Linked DNA regions of Homo sapiens: all the other regions are linked to region 1. Evidence: chromatin contacts called from ENCODE Hi-C data. All regions are on one chromosome and are shown on one strand. The core of a region is the stretch at or near the end of the contact, and the rest is flanking DNA. Distances in the headings are between cores, read along the strand shown. Region 1 holds the start of EDEM3 (ER degradation enhancing alpha-mannosidase like protein 3). Region 2 has its middle 62 kb from the start of PTGS2. Region 3 holds the start of NCF2 (neutrophil cytosolic factor 2).

Region 1 (4,159 bases), core at 950-3,449:
AAAAAATGAAGAAAGGGTAGTGATAGTCAAATAAGATTCTTGTGGTTCTTAACAGACTTGATACTTCTCTTCCAAGTCTAATGAACGTGCAACATACTGGAGAGAGCCTGGCTCTGGGATCAGACAGGCTTGGGTTTGAATGCTGGCTCTACCAATTACTAGCTTTGTGGCTGAACAAGTCAACCTTGGGTCTCAACTTCCTCATTTGCAAATGTGGATCATATTCATTGGGAAATAGGAAGGAGTACAGAGATAACATATGTAAAGTATTCACAGAGTGAGATATTTGGTAAAACTTATCAATGATACATTAAATTCATATGAGAGAAAATGTAAGATATTTATTAGAGTTTACCGGTAATTTTATTTTGATGGTTGATACTTCAGCTTTTTTCCATCAAGTGACCTTTATTGCTATTTAGAAACGAATACAAGACTCTTTGCAATGATTTAAAGTACATAAAGTAAGACCTGATGGTTCCACCACCCCTCCAGCCTAACCCCATGAGATAATCTTCGTTCCACTTTTTTTCTGAGCTCAGATTTTTTTTTTCTTTTTTAAAAAAAACATGGGATGATACTATACATATTATTCTACAACTTGCATTTTTTTTTGTTTTGGAAATATATTCTGGATAGGCTTCCAGTGACGTACTTCCTTCTTCTTAATGTCTCAATATTATTCCATAATATGAACGTACCCTATTGAACCATTTCCTCCAAGGAAGAGCTGTTCTTTCAAAATGCACTTTTTTTTTTTTTTTTCGAGACAGAGTTTCGCTCTTGTTGCCCAGGCTGGATCTATCTCTGCATTAAGAGTGCTTTTATTTTCTTAGGGTAGATTCTCAGAAATAGAACTGATGAATCAAAGTGTGCACAATTTAAATTTTAGTAGATACTACCAATAAGTTACAGCAATTTACACTCTCACTAAGCCTTTTTTTTCTATTCCTTAACTAACCAGAACCGTATCCTTGTGTTTTGTATTATATTTACTAATCTGATGGGCAAAAACCAGCTAGCTCCTCGTTTTAATCTGCATCTCCTACGTTTATGGAGGTTGAGTAACTTTTCATGTTTATTTACCACTTCCATTTCCTCTTCTGGCTTAACCGTTCATGCCTTTCTCCCATTTCCTACTGGTTCTTCGCTTTTTTCTTATTCATGTGTAGGACCTCGTGTATGTATTACTCTGAATTAAATGGTGTAAATAGAATTGATAATTTTAACACACTTCCAAGACGGATAAAAACTACTGAATAGGTATACTTGAGACTTTTGAATAATTTCCCCCCAAACATTCTATTATGAAAATACAGTGCAAGAAAACACTGCAAGGAAATAGTAAAATGTGTAAAGTTCAAGTTCCAATGAACGCCCCCTTTTCCGTAACAGGTGTAAACATCATTTCCTTAACTACTGTGAGATCAGCAACATTTTCCCAGTTGGAAGCTCACTTGCGCGAGAAAGCTAACCATGCTTCGGTCGACAGGCAGCCAACCGCAGAACTCCAGCGCGCAGCGATGCGGGCTGTAGCCCCCTTCTTGGGCCACTGACATGGCAGCCGCGTTGACACACCGCGCCTGGCTTCAAGGAGCCTGCACATGTCACCGGCGGCCAGGGCGACACCCCGTCAGCTCCCCCGAGGTCAGGTCGCGGGCGGCGGTTCCCACCTCCCCGGACCCTGTCCACCCCTCTAGGGTTCTCGCGCGGGAAGAGCCGTTCCAATCGCGACAGGAGAGGCCACTACGCGACCGGGTCGCAATGACAGGCACCCCTCCTGTTGTCAGCCTCACCGAGAAACCCACCCCAGGCTGCCAGCACCCTTACCCAAGCTTCTGTTTCTCCTCCCTACTCATGGGCTCGGCCCCCGCCGTCCACACGGAGGTGGCCGACACCAGGCAGAACGCGGCCGTCGCCGCCACTAGTCTCCATCGCGCTCGCTGGGGAACCGGGGACCCACAGCCCCGGCCGCCGGCTTCGCTCATGGCCCCGCGGTTCCGCGCACGCGCAGCTGCTACGCCCGGCCGGTGAGACACATTGCTGGACGCTGGTGGCCAGGGGGCTGCTAGCCGTGCCGAGACGGGGCGGGATGCGGAGTAACACGGACGGCCGCCGGCGCCAAACTGTTTCCCGAAGCCACCAAGCCGGTCCCCAGCGCCAGCGCTGCCACCGCCCTCCGCCCTCAGTATCCCGGAGCGCCTCCCCCAGCTTTCCGGTGTCGTAGTCTAGGAAACCGCCTCCCCAACGTTACTTCCGGGTAGGGCCGAAGCCGTAGAGCCTCAGGACCAATGGAGACCTCATGGGAGAGGGGCTGTCTCCGGCGACTGGAGAGGGCATTGGCCAGGAGAAGTGAGACGTGGACAAAAGGCGGGACTGGGAAGGGATCTCTCGCTTCGACCCGCCTCCGACCCGCGGAGTTGCCCCCTGAGGACTACCAGTCCCAGTGTGCACTGCTTCTTCCCCGGCTCTCCCGCGAGCCGACTCGGAGCCGTGTCTCTCGCTTCTACCCGGGGTAGGCGCGCTGCACCCTGGGACTTGCGGTCCTCCGAGGTCGCCAGTGGTTGCTGGGATCCCACCTCCCCCTTTCCTCGGCGCCCTACAGTCAACCCTGTCTCGGTGGGCTGCGGAGTCCCGGGAAACCCGTCAGCTGTTTATCTCTCTTCCTCAGAAAGTTGTTTCCCAGAGAGCTGGCTGAATGAGGCGCACTGTCCCCATGTCAGTGCTGCTGCGTTAGGGAATAGTGTTGGAGTAGTCGTCTACCCTCAGGGAAATTCCAAAACACAGTAACAGCAAAATGAATTGAGCCTTTGAAGGCATTGCGCTAAGGTTTTTACTCGCAATCATCTCATGCACTCTTCTCAACTCTGATAGAGTAAGTACCACCATCCCCCTTTTGCAGACGAGAAAACAGAGGCTTAGAAAAGTTGGTTAACAAGAGCTCGTCACACTGCTGTATTAGAATCCATCCAGCCTCTGATTCGGAAGCCCTTGCATTTAACCACCGCGCAGTACTACAAGGATGAAGGAGCACGTGGGTCCTCGTACATGATTAATAATAGTTACCTCAAAAGCTCAATGTAAGGAGAGCTGTGTGGGCTGCAAAGAAGGTTTAATGAAGGAGATTGGAACTTGCAATGAATTTTGATGACCGAGTCCCAGGTTAACTATTGGTAAAATGACACATCGGTTCCTCTTGAAAAACCACATTGTTTTTCTAGTGTGGTCATTCAATAGGTGCGGAGTTTAGGAGCTTCGATGTGATCTCTGTGACCACAGTAAATTACTTACGTGTCCTTTAAGCAGTATTCGGCGGTCTTTCTGGAAACGTTTCTTCCTTGACTTTTATCACCTTACCTCTTACCTCTTAACCTCTTACCTCTTCTCTGGCTGACCCGTTTTCCTTCATTCTCTCGCTACTTTATATTAAAATACAGGTGTTCCCTTAAGGTTTTCTTTTTGTCCTTTTTCTCTCTGTACTCTAATTATTCCTTGGTGATTTCTTCTCATAAGGATTCAGCCAACATATCTCTGTGGTTGATTTCTAAATCAATATCTGTCCTGATCATTAGACCCACATTTCCACCTCCCTAATAGAAATGTCCTAATGTCTAGCCCAAGGGTAGCTCAAACGTAAGATGTTTTCTGATTCAAATTAATGCATCGGAATCATTGTCAACTCATCTTTAGCCTTCGGGGTCCACGTGCAATTAATTACCAAATTATATAGATTTTACCTCTTCTATCTTTCAGATTATTACCTTTCTTTCTATTCCCACTTTTGCTCCATTCAAGCTTCCATTACCTCTCTCCTAAACTATTGCAGTGTCTCAATAAATGTTAAATATACTTGCTTCCTTATTCCTGCAGTTTTCTTATCTATAAAGTGGGAATAATATGGTCCTTTTATCCAGTAGTCCCCAACTTTTTTGGCACCAGGGACCACTTTTGTGGAAGGCAATTTTTCCACAGGGTGGGGGAGACACCGTTCCATCTCAGATCTTCAGGTATTAGATTCTCATAAGGAGCGTGCAACCTAGATCCCTCGCATGTGCAGTGCACAATAGGGTTCATGCTCCTATGAGACTCTGACGCAGTTGATCTGACAGGAGGTGGAGCTCAGGTGGTAATGCTTGCTCGCCTGCTGCTCCTGAGAGGC
Region 2 (4,159 bases), core at 457-2,956, 1.9 Mb after region 1:
AAACATCCCCAAATTAGAAATCTATGCTGTCATTGGGGATATTCAGAAAAATGCAATCCTGACTTAGTTGGCAGTTCTTAAAGGGGTACATGAAAACTATTTTTAAAATTATTATTGGAATTAAGGTAATTTCTAGCCAGTTTTTATTTTCATGAGCACAACATTAATTTACTTAAATTGCCAGTTCTGATATGTTTGTTAAAGTCAGGTTTTCTTTTTATAGTCATTTTTTCTATTCATTGTTTTTAAAATGATCACTGAGAAATTAATCTATACAGACATATAAATACATGGTTTGTGAAAATTCACACTGTATATGTGTGCTTGTGTAAATGTATTGATAGATCTATAGATATAAGCAGAGAGAAATGTTATTTATATGTCTAATGTAGTTTTAATGTAAGTGATCATGTTATATTGTTCTGCAACTTGATTTTCTACTTATTATTTTAGCATCAATACATTTGCATGTTTTTATATCTCATTTTTTTTTTTTGAGATGGAGTCTTGCTCTGTCGCCCAGGCTGGAGTGCAGTGCCGCGATCTCGGCTCACTGCAAGCTCTCCCTCCTGGGTTCACGCCATTCTCCTGCCTCAGCCTCCCGAGTAGCTAGGACTACAGGCACCTGCCACCACACCCGGCTAATTTTTTTGTATTTTTAGTAGAGACAGGGTTTCACCGTGTTAGTCAGGATGGTCTCAGTCTCCTGACCTCATGATCCACCCGCCTCGGCCTCCCAAAGTGCTGGGATTACAGGTGTGAGCCACCGTGCCTGGCCCACATCTCATTCTTTTTAATGGCCACTTAGTATTCTGTGGTATGGTTATGCTAAAAATTATTTAATCATTCTTCTACATTATTGAAATATTCGTATACATACATACTCTTAAGAGAGTGCCTGGCACAGAGTAAGCTCTCTATGTGCTAGATCTTATGACTATTGCTATATTTTATTGTGATTATTATTAATACATTGCAGATGAGAAAACTGAGTATCAGAAAGATTGGGTGACTTTAACAAGATTGCATGGGTAGTAGAAAAGACAGAATTGGAACCCAGGACTTTTAAATTTTATAAGAGGCAATGACAATACCTGTGTCAGGTTAAAGAAAAAAAAAGGAAAGAAAGAAAAAGAGGTCTAAAGCATACTCTGGGAGAATGGAGAGAAAAACAACTGTGTGATGGAGTCAGGAAAGGACTTCGTTTGAGCTGATCACTATTCCCCTCAGACTAAAACAAAGTGTTTGTCCATCTGAAAGTGCTGATCTACAGTTTTGAGACAGAGGGCAGTGGATGGACAGTGGATGGGTCGGGTTTTGGCAATGAGAGGGAGCTGATTTGAATTAGAGGAAGTAAAAAAGTATGGGAGAGTTCTGTGGGGAATCATTAGGACTCCTTAGGAGATAACAGACGATTCCAAGCAGCAGATGAGGTGAAGTCGAACTCCACTGGACCTGTGGTGGGTGTGGCCAGCGTCATCCATCCAGAGTGAACCCCAACAGGAGCCACTCCGGGGCTGGGGCAGGCGGATGATCTGCAGACAAGGCTTTTAATGGGCTATGTTTGGGAAAAATATATTTTATATATAATAGATTATATTTGTAAAGACTTGTAGTTTCAGGATTTCATACAAATTAGCTTTCCAGTATTGAGCCACTGCAGTTAGGGCCCGGTCTCTGTCCAGCAGGCTGGGTGCCAAGTTCAGTGTCACAGCGTTCAGCAGGTGAGACACTCTTAATAGGCAGACACGGTGCCTCTGAACGCACAACGTGCAGTAAAGGAAATGCAGGCAATCCCTGTAAGGAGGAAGTGGTTAAGGGATCGAAAGCAGCTTGAGACTTGTGCAATGCAGTCATTGTCACCGAAAACTCCAAATGCGTTTTCATTTTCAAATGCTGAATTACACACAGGATTGCACAAGGAAAGTCTCAGAAGACTTCCAACCAGAGAGCCTTGATTCCAACTGGCTTTGCTTCCAAGAGCACATTCGGGACATTTTGAAAACCTGCCCCCAAAGACAAAGAGGAAGTATTTTGTTGTGGAAATCTGGTGGGTGTTTTTTGTGTGTGAATGGATGAGGAAAACTGCACGCTCGTTTAATTCAATAAGTTAATATCATCTGGCAAAAGCATCTCTCATACAGGAGGGATTGAGGGTTTTTAACAAAACATTTTCCCTATGGACCTAATTAATGATTCACTCATTTAGTGTTAATGCACTTACTCATCCTTTAATTTATTACTCAGATATGTTGGCCCCTCACATCCCATTTATCTGTTAGAAACAGTCAAGCTTGCCCAAATATGAATAAAGCTGTTCACTATTTGAGACTTGTATTGATTTTAATTATTTTTATCATAAAAATTATGCATGCAAATATAAATGGGGACTAAATTTCTTACACTTCCTTATAGTTTTTATACAACATAAAATAAAAATAAGTCTATAAAATAGAAATCCAAGCAAAATTTGAATCATTAACTTAATCAGATGAGCAATATTTTACTGCCCACAATAGGCTAGGTGCTGACAGCTATGGCCCAGGTCTTTTTATTTTTATTTTTAATATATAAATTGCATTGTGTATATTTAAGGTATTTAACAAGATGTTATGGGATACATATAGATAGTAAAAAGATTACTAGAGTGAAGCAAATTAGCATATACATTATCTTAATTACCTTTTTTAAAAATTTATTTTAATCCCAGCACTTTGGGAGGCCGAGGCGGGTGGATCACGAGGTCAGGAGATCAAGACCATCCTGGCAAACAGGGTGAAACCCCGTCTCTACTAAAAAATACAAAAAGTTAGCCGGGCGTGGTGGTGGGCACCTATAGTCTCAGCTACTTGGGAGGCTGAGGCAGGAGAATGGTGTTAATCTGGGAGGCTGAGCTTGCAGTGAGCAGAGGTCACGCCACCGCACTCCATCCTGGGTGACAGAGTGAGACTCCATCTCAAAAAAAAAACCCACAAACAAACAAACAAAAAATTATTTTGAGGGCAAGAGATCTACTCATTTAGCATGAATTCCAAATACAATGTTATTACCTACAGTCCTCATGTCATATATTAGATCTCTAGACTTGGTCATCCTACATATCTTGTACTTTGTGTCCTCTGACCTGTATCTCCTTATTTCACACCACTCCACCCCCACTAAACCACTGTTCATGCTTTACTTCTGTATATTTGAAAATTTTTTTAGATTCCTCATATAAATGAAATCATACAATATTTTTTCTTTCTGTGTCTGGCTTATTTCACATAGAATAATGTCTTCTAGGCTTATCCATTTGTAGTAAGGTCAAGGTCTCATTCTTTTTCAGGGCTGAATAATATTCCATTGTTTTGTATGTACCACACACAGTTTCTTTATCCATTTGTCCATTTACAGACACCTAGATTGTTTCCATATCTTGGCTATTGTGAATAATGCTGCAATGAACACAGGAAAATACAAAAATTAGCTGAGTGTTGTGGCAGGTGCCTGTAATCCCAGATACTCAGAGGCTGAGTCAGGAGAATTGCTTGAACCCAGGAGGCAAAGGTTGCAATGAGCTGAGATAGAACCACTGCCCTCCAGTCTAGGCAACAAAACAAGACTCTATCTTAAAATAAATAAATAAAATAAAATGAACACAGGAGTGCAGGTATCTTTACAAGGTGGTGATTAAATTTGGGGGGTATATGCAAAGATGAGGGATCACGGGGTGATGTGATAGTTCTATATTTAATTTTTTGAGAAGCCTCCATCTTGTTTTCCGTAATGGCTATACCAGTCTACATTCCCAGTGACAACTCACAAGGATTTTTCTCCACATGCCTAGGTTCCTTTGCAGTTGGCCAACATCAGCTGCAATGTGGCATTTATTGACTCCATTTGGCTACAGCTTTTCTCACATTGTCACACAGGGTGCTGGCAGAGTCTAGTGGGTAAGGGCAGAGGCTCTACAGCAAGATCGCCTAGTGGTGTGAATCCTGCTTCTGTTATTAATTACTGACTCTGTGACTTTAGGCAAGTTACCTAATCACTTTGGGATTCAGTTTCCATTTCTGGAAAAGGGTAACAATAATAGTACCTGCAGCAATGGGTTGTGATAATTCAATGGGTTAATGCCTAAAGAATAGAACCTACATAAAAATTTCAATAAATAGTA
Region 3 (4,159 bases), core at 713-3,212, 1.2 Mb before region 1:
AAAATGATATCTAATGTAATAATGAAATTTTAACCCTTGTTGCATTTCTTGTATTCCTATGAATGTATTGAACATTCAGTTTAAATAAATAATAAAATTTATTGCAAATGAAAATAATTAAAATATTATATAAATTGTTATATTTGTTTACTATACAAACTTATACATGAATAGTATACAATTAAAATGATAATGAATAAGAATGCATATAAATGCTAGTAGGAAGGGCTCAAGCAGGAAAACAAAGAAAGGCAGAAGGAATGAGAAGGCTAGAAGCAGAGGAATGCCAGGAGAAACAGAGACATGTGGGCCTGAAGGCCTGGGAGCTGAGAAGTGAGTGGTGGCCCACACAACCTTGCCAAGGATCCCATATCCAGGCCAAGGCAGGAGGCTACAGTCCCTGCTGGCATAGCTGTGCCCAGACTAGCTGCCAATCTCTTCTCCTGGACAATGTGCACTTTGTGTCCATCAGCCCTCAGAATGTGTGGTGCTGTTCACTCAGCCCCTCAGCAGGCCCCTGAGAGGAGGTGGGGCCATGTCCTTCCTCCAGCCAGAGGTGGGGGGTCCTGCCATGCTCTGCCTTAGAGCCTGAGATTGACTTGTCAAGCTATGTGAGAACATTTCAGTCACTTCTCTGTCTTCCTGTCAGGAGGGTGTGGCTGAGGCTTGTTTACCTACTGTTGGAGTGTGGAAGGGACTGATTCTTTAAGGGACCTGGGGAGTCAACCACTGCCACACCTTGCAAAGACTGGCAGTAATCGGTAAAAATAATAACTAACTCTTATACAGTGGTGTGAAGTTCCACGAGACATTAATAGTTTGGCATCTCACTTAATTTTCATGATATTTAGAAACTCAGGAAGCTGAAAGCCAGATGTCTACATAGGCTACATAGCTTGCTTAAGACTAAAAGTCCAGAGAGAGACAGAGGCTAGGATTCGATCCTAGATCTTCTCCTTCCAAACTCCATACCCTTTCCACCTTACCACAACCAATCAAAAAAATAATTATCGAGAATGCTTAACTCCATACTATGGTATTTGAGTGAGAAAACATAACGAAAAAGATGCGAGACATCCCACACCATGCCCCCAGCAGACATCACTAGTCAATCACAGTACAATTTCCTCTTGCCAGCCTCAGCATCTTTAAAAGAGTCTCCTTTATAATTGATCAGAATTGTCACTTGGGATAAAAGCTATTTTTTGTAAGTGCCTCCCTTAAATCTCTTGAGCAGGCAAAGTCGACACACATGAAAGTCTTGGAAAGCCAAAAGAGGTGCCTTAGAATCAATAATCAGGTGTAAAGCGCTGGGATAGATAGAGATTCTGTGCCCAGAAGGAGTTCTGTGTAGAAGAAAGTACGACTAGGACAGCCTTCACAAAGGTGTTAAAGACACTTGTAGAATGATTTTAATTTAGAAGATGGAGAAAGAGGCAACCCTGGCTGCCCCTCACCTGCTCTCCACCTGGAGAGCTTTTAAAACTGGCTGCCTGGGGCCCCTCCCAGACCAGTTAAATCAGGCTGTCTAGGGGTGGAGCTTGGGCAACTTTTGTTCTTTTCAATCTCCCCAGAGGTTAGGTTTCCGAAATGCAATGGGGTTGAGAATCATAATAACAAATGCACAGAGGAGGCCCGGAAAGAGGCACCTCCACTCACCTTCTCTGCTTCAGTCATGTTCTTCAGGATAGTGTACATGCAGCCAATGTTGAAGCAAATCCGGGAGTGGGGGTCCTGGACGGCACTGAAGGCATCCAGGGCTCCCTTCCAGTCCTTCTTGTCCGCTGCCAGCACCCCTTCATTCCAGAGGCTGATGGCCTCCACCAGGGACATGATTAGGTAGAAACTAGGAGGCCAAGAGAGCTGCCAGGAGACAGAGAGAAGACAGGTTGGAGCGTCTCCCCTAGCAGGGCTGCCTTAGTGGCCCCCAAGGTGTTCACTTTCTGGGCCAGATGAGTAGAATGGGGCCCAGCCTCCCTTAAGATAACTTCTCAGTGTTGCAAATGCATCAGGAAATGTCCCCACCTTTTGGCAACTGACTCATAACCCTACCATGAGAGAGAAAAGGAAAGAAGCAGAGAGAGAGAGGGCGAGTAGGGGTGGAGTGTGGAGGAGAGAGGAAGTACATCAGCTGCTGCCTGAAGGATCAGTTCCCCAAAATGCTTCTGCTCTGTCACCCAGCTCCTCTTCTCTCTCCCACCCCTGTTCTGTGGCAGCTTCTGGCCAAAGTTCTGCTTCTAGAGCCAGGGTAACCTTGGCAGGTAGAGGCACCTCCCTGGTGATAATGACAGGAGGCAGCCAAATGCCTAGGCAGATAGGGGCAGGTCCCTGGTGAAACCCCACCTTCAAGCCAAAAACAGCCTGAAGGCTGAAAGACTAGGCTACTGGTCCCAAATGAAACCCGTGACCTAGAGTGAGAACTTCTGTTCCTGTTTGTCTGCTCTTTCCCAATTAATTATTTCTGACTAATGCCTTTTAACCAATTGAATGTTGCCTTTTCCAGTACTACCTATGTCCTGCCCCTCCCCTATTCTGAGCCCATAAAAGCCCCAGACTCACCCGCACTGGGGGGACTTTCCTGCCTTTGGGTAGGGGAACCACCCCTGCATCCCCTCTCCACTGAAAGCTGTTTTCATCACTCAATAAAACTCCCCACCCAGGCCGAGTGGGCAGGCCATCTCCTGCAGCAGGTAGTGTGGCCCACTGAGGCCTGGGCAGGGTGTCACCAGCCAGAGGTTCCTGGCTTACAAAGTGATGGAGAAAAAATCCTGTGTCACTGGGCCTTGATTTCCACACCCTTGTTAAATGGGAGTGTCAGATGAGAGGATAATTCTTTCCAGTCTTGAATGAATTCCTTGCTCACTTTTTTGTAATCCCATAGGCTGTATTAATATGTTAGTGTTTATCTTGAGCTGAAATTATCATTAACAAATTTTTGAGACAGGATAATCTTTGGAGATCCATCTGATCTGGGCCTGAAATAACTTTTTTTTTTTTTTTTTTGAGACGGAGTTTCACTCTTGTTGCCCAGGCTGGAATGCAGTGACACGATCTCAGCTCATTGCAACCTCTGCCTCCTGGGTTCAAGCAATTCTCCTGCCTCAGCCTCCTGAGTAGCTGGGATTACAGAAGCCTGCCACCACGCCCTGCTAATTTTTGTATTTTTAGTAGAGATGGGGTTTCACCATGTTGGCCAGGCTGATGGTCTCGAACTCCTGACCTCAGGTGATTCGGCCTCCTCGGCCTCCCCTCAAAGTGCTGGGATTACAGGAGTGAGCCACCGTGCCCAGCCGAAATAACTTTTATGAACATTCATGAAGTTCAGAGGGGACCAATTTCCTGCAAATGTCAAAATTGGGAGCCACATGACAGTGAATTATGACTTCTCCCATCTTCCAGTGAAAAATTGAAGAGATGAAAGTCCTGCACTGATGACTAATGGATTTACTAGTCTCTGAAAAAACAGATTTAAGAGTTCTTTCCTTGCTTTTCCAGAAAAGTAAAAATCAGTAAAACCTCCCAGAGGAATAACTGGGGGTAAAGGGTATAGCCAATTTGGCTTGCTAAAATCCAGGCTTCTTTTTAGGTAAAATGCATGTTTATGGGGGTCAAATACTTAGATGCAAACTCTTGTTTTGTAGCAACTGAAAGAATTCACTCATTATCACCAAGCTTCCCCTAAAAGCCTGAAAATAAAACTTAAAAATGTATACTCCACAGTGCTTGTAGGATTGAAGGTGTGAGAATTAAGAAGACATGTGTGTCTTTGTCCAGATTGTTTTCCTGTGTTTACAAGGCCTTCCCAGCTCTCTTCTTTGCCTGGCAAACTCCTACTCATCTTTCAAAGCCCAGTTTAAATGTCACCAACTGTGCTAAATCTAGCCCTGAACTCTGGGTAGTAGGAGAATTTTCCTCTCCTTTGTACCACCTTTACCCAAAAACTTGCATCATACTTACTGCAATTTATCTCTTTATCTGCTCAATTCATGGGCTCCTTGGAAGTTGGGACCATGCCTTTTCATTCTAGGATCTCTAGCACAGATACTCAATACATGATGAAGGGATACATTCTAAAAGAAATTAGAAATCATTGGTAAATGACCTGCAGGTAGCAGTGATGGCAGAAAGAGGTATTGCTATTCCATCTAGTGAATAAATA

The links. A loop is a pair of places that touch in the nucleus more often than their neighbours do. Pooled maps may share reads with other maps.
Region 2: a pooled map shows a loop between it and region 1 (4-fold over the local background). The contact joins the enhancer-like site here to the promoter of EDEM3 in region 1. A Hi-C loop is called at or near these places in 1 of 168 maps with a recorded cell type or tissue (naive thymus-derived CD4-positive, alpha-beta T cell), 1 of 37 single-sample maps with no recorded cell type and 5 of 50 pooled maps.
Region 3: a loop to region 1 is called in a map with no recorded cell type, with 7 times the contacts of the local background. The contact joins the promoter of NCF2 here to the promoter of EDEM3 in region 1. A Hi-C loop is called at or near these places in 3 of 37 single-sample maps with no recorded cell type and 4 of 50 pooled maps.

What each region holds. Positions count from the first base shown.
Region 1 is chr1:184,752,659-184,756,817 of GRCh38, forward strand. It overlaps EDEM3 (ER degradation enhancing alpha-mannosidase like protein 3), which reads right to left and starts at 2,200. Exons shown (of 20, transcript NM_025191.4): 1 at 1,831-2,200. The coding sequence starts at 1,988. It overlaps LOC105371649 (a long non-coding RNA gene), which reads left to right and starts at 2,516. Exons shown (of 3, transcript XR_922357.4): 1 at 2,516-2,875. RefSeq lists enhancers at 1,784-1,883, 2,354-2,453.
Region 2 is chr1:186,616,790-186,620,948 of GRCh38, forward strand. No RefSeq gene overlaps it. Among named protein-coding and RNA genes, the nearest start is that of PTGS2, 62 kb to the right of the region's middle. Within about 2 kb of position 1,707, at least 10 of the 41 ENCODE cell types and tissues checked have a DNase peak (open chromatin) inside an H3K27ac peak, as active enhancers do.
Region 3 is chr1:183,588,497-183,592,655 of GRCh38, forward strand. It overlaps NCF2 (neutrophil cytosolic factor 2), which reads right to left and starts at 1,963. Exons shown (of 15, transcript NM_000433.4): 1 at 1,660-1,963. The coding sequence starts at 1,833. RefSeq lists enhancers at 1,983-2,242, 2,353-2,692.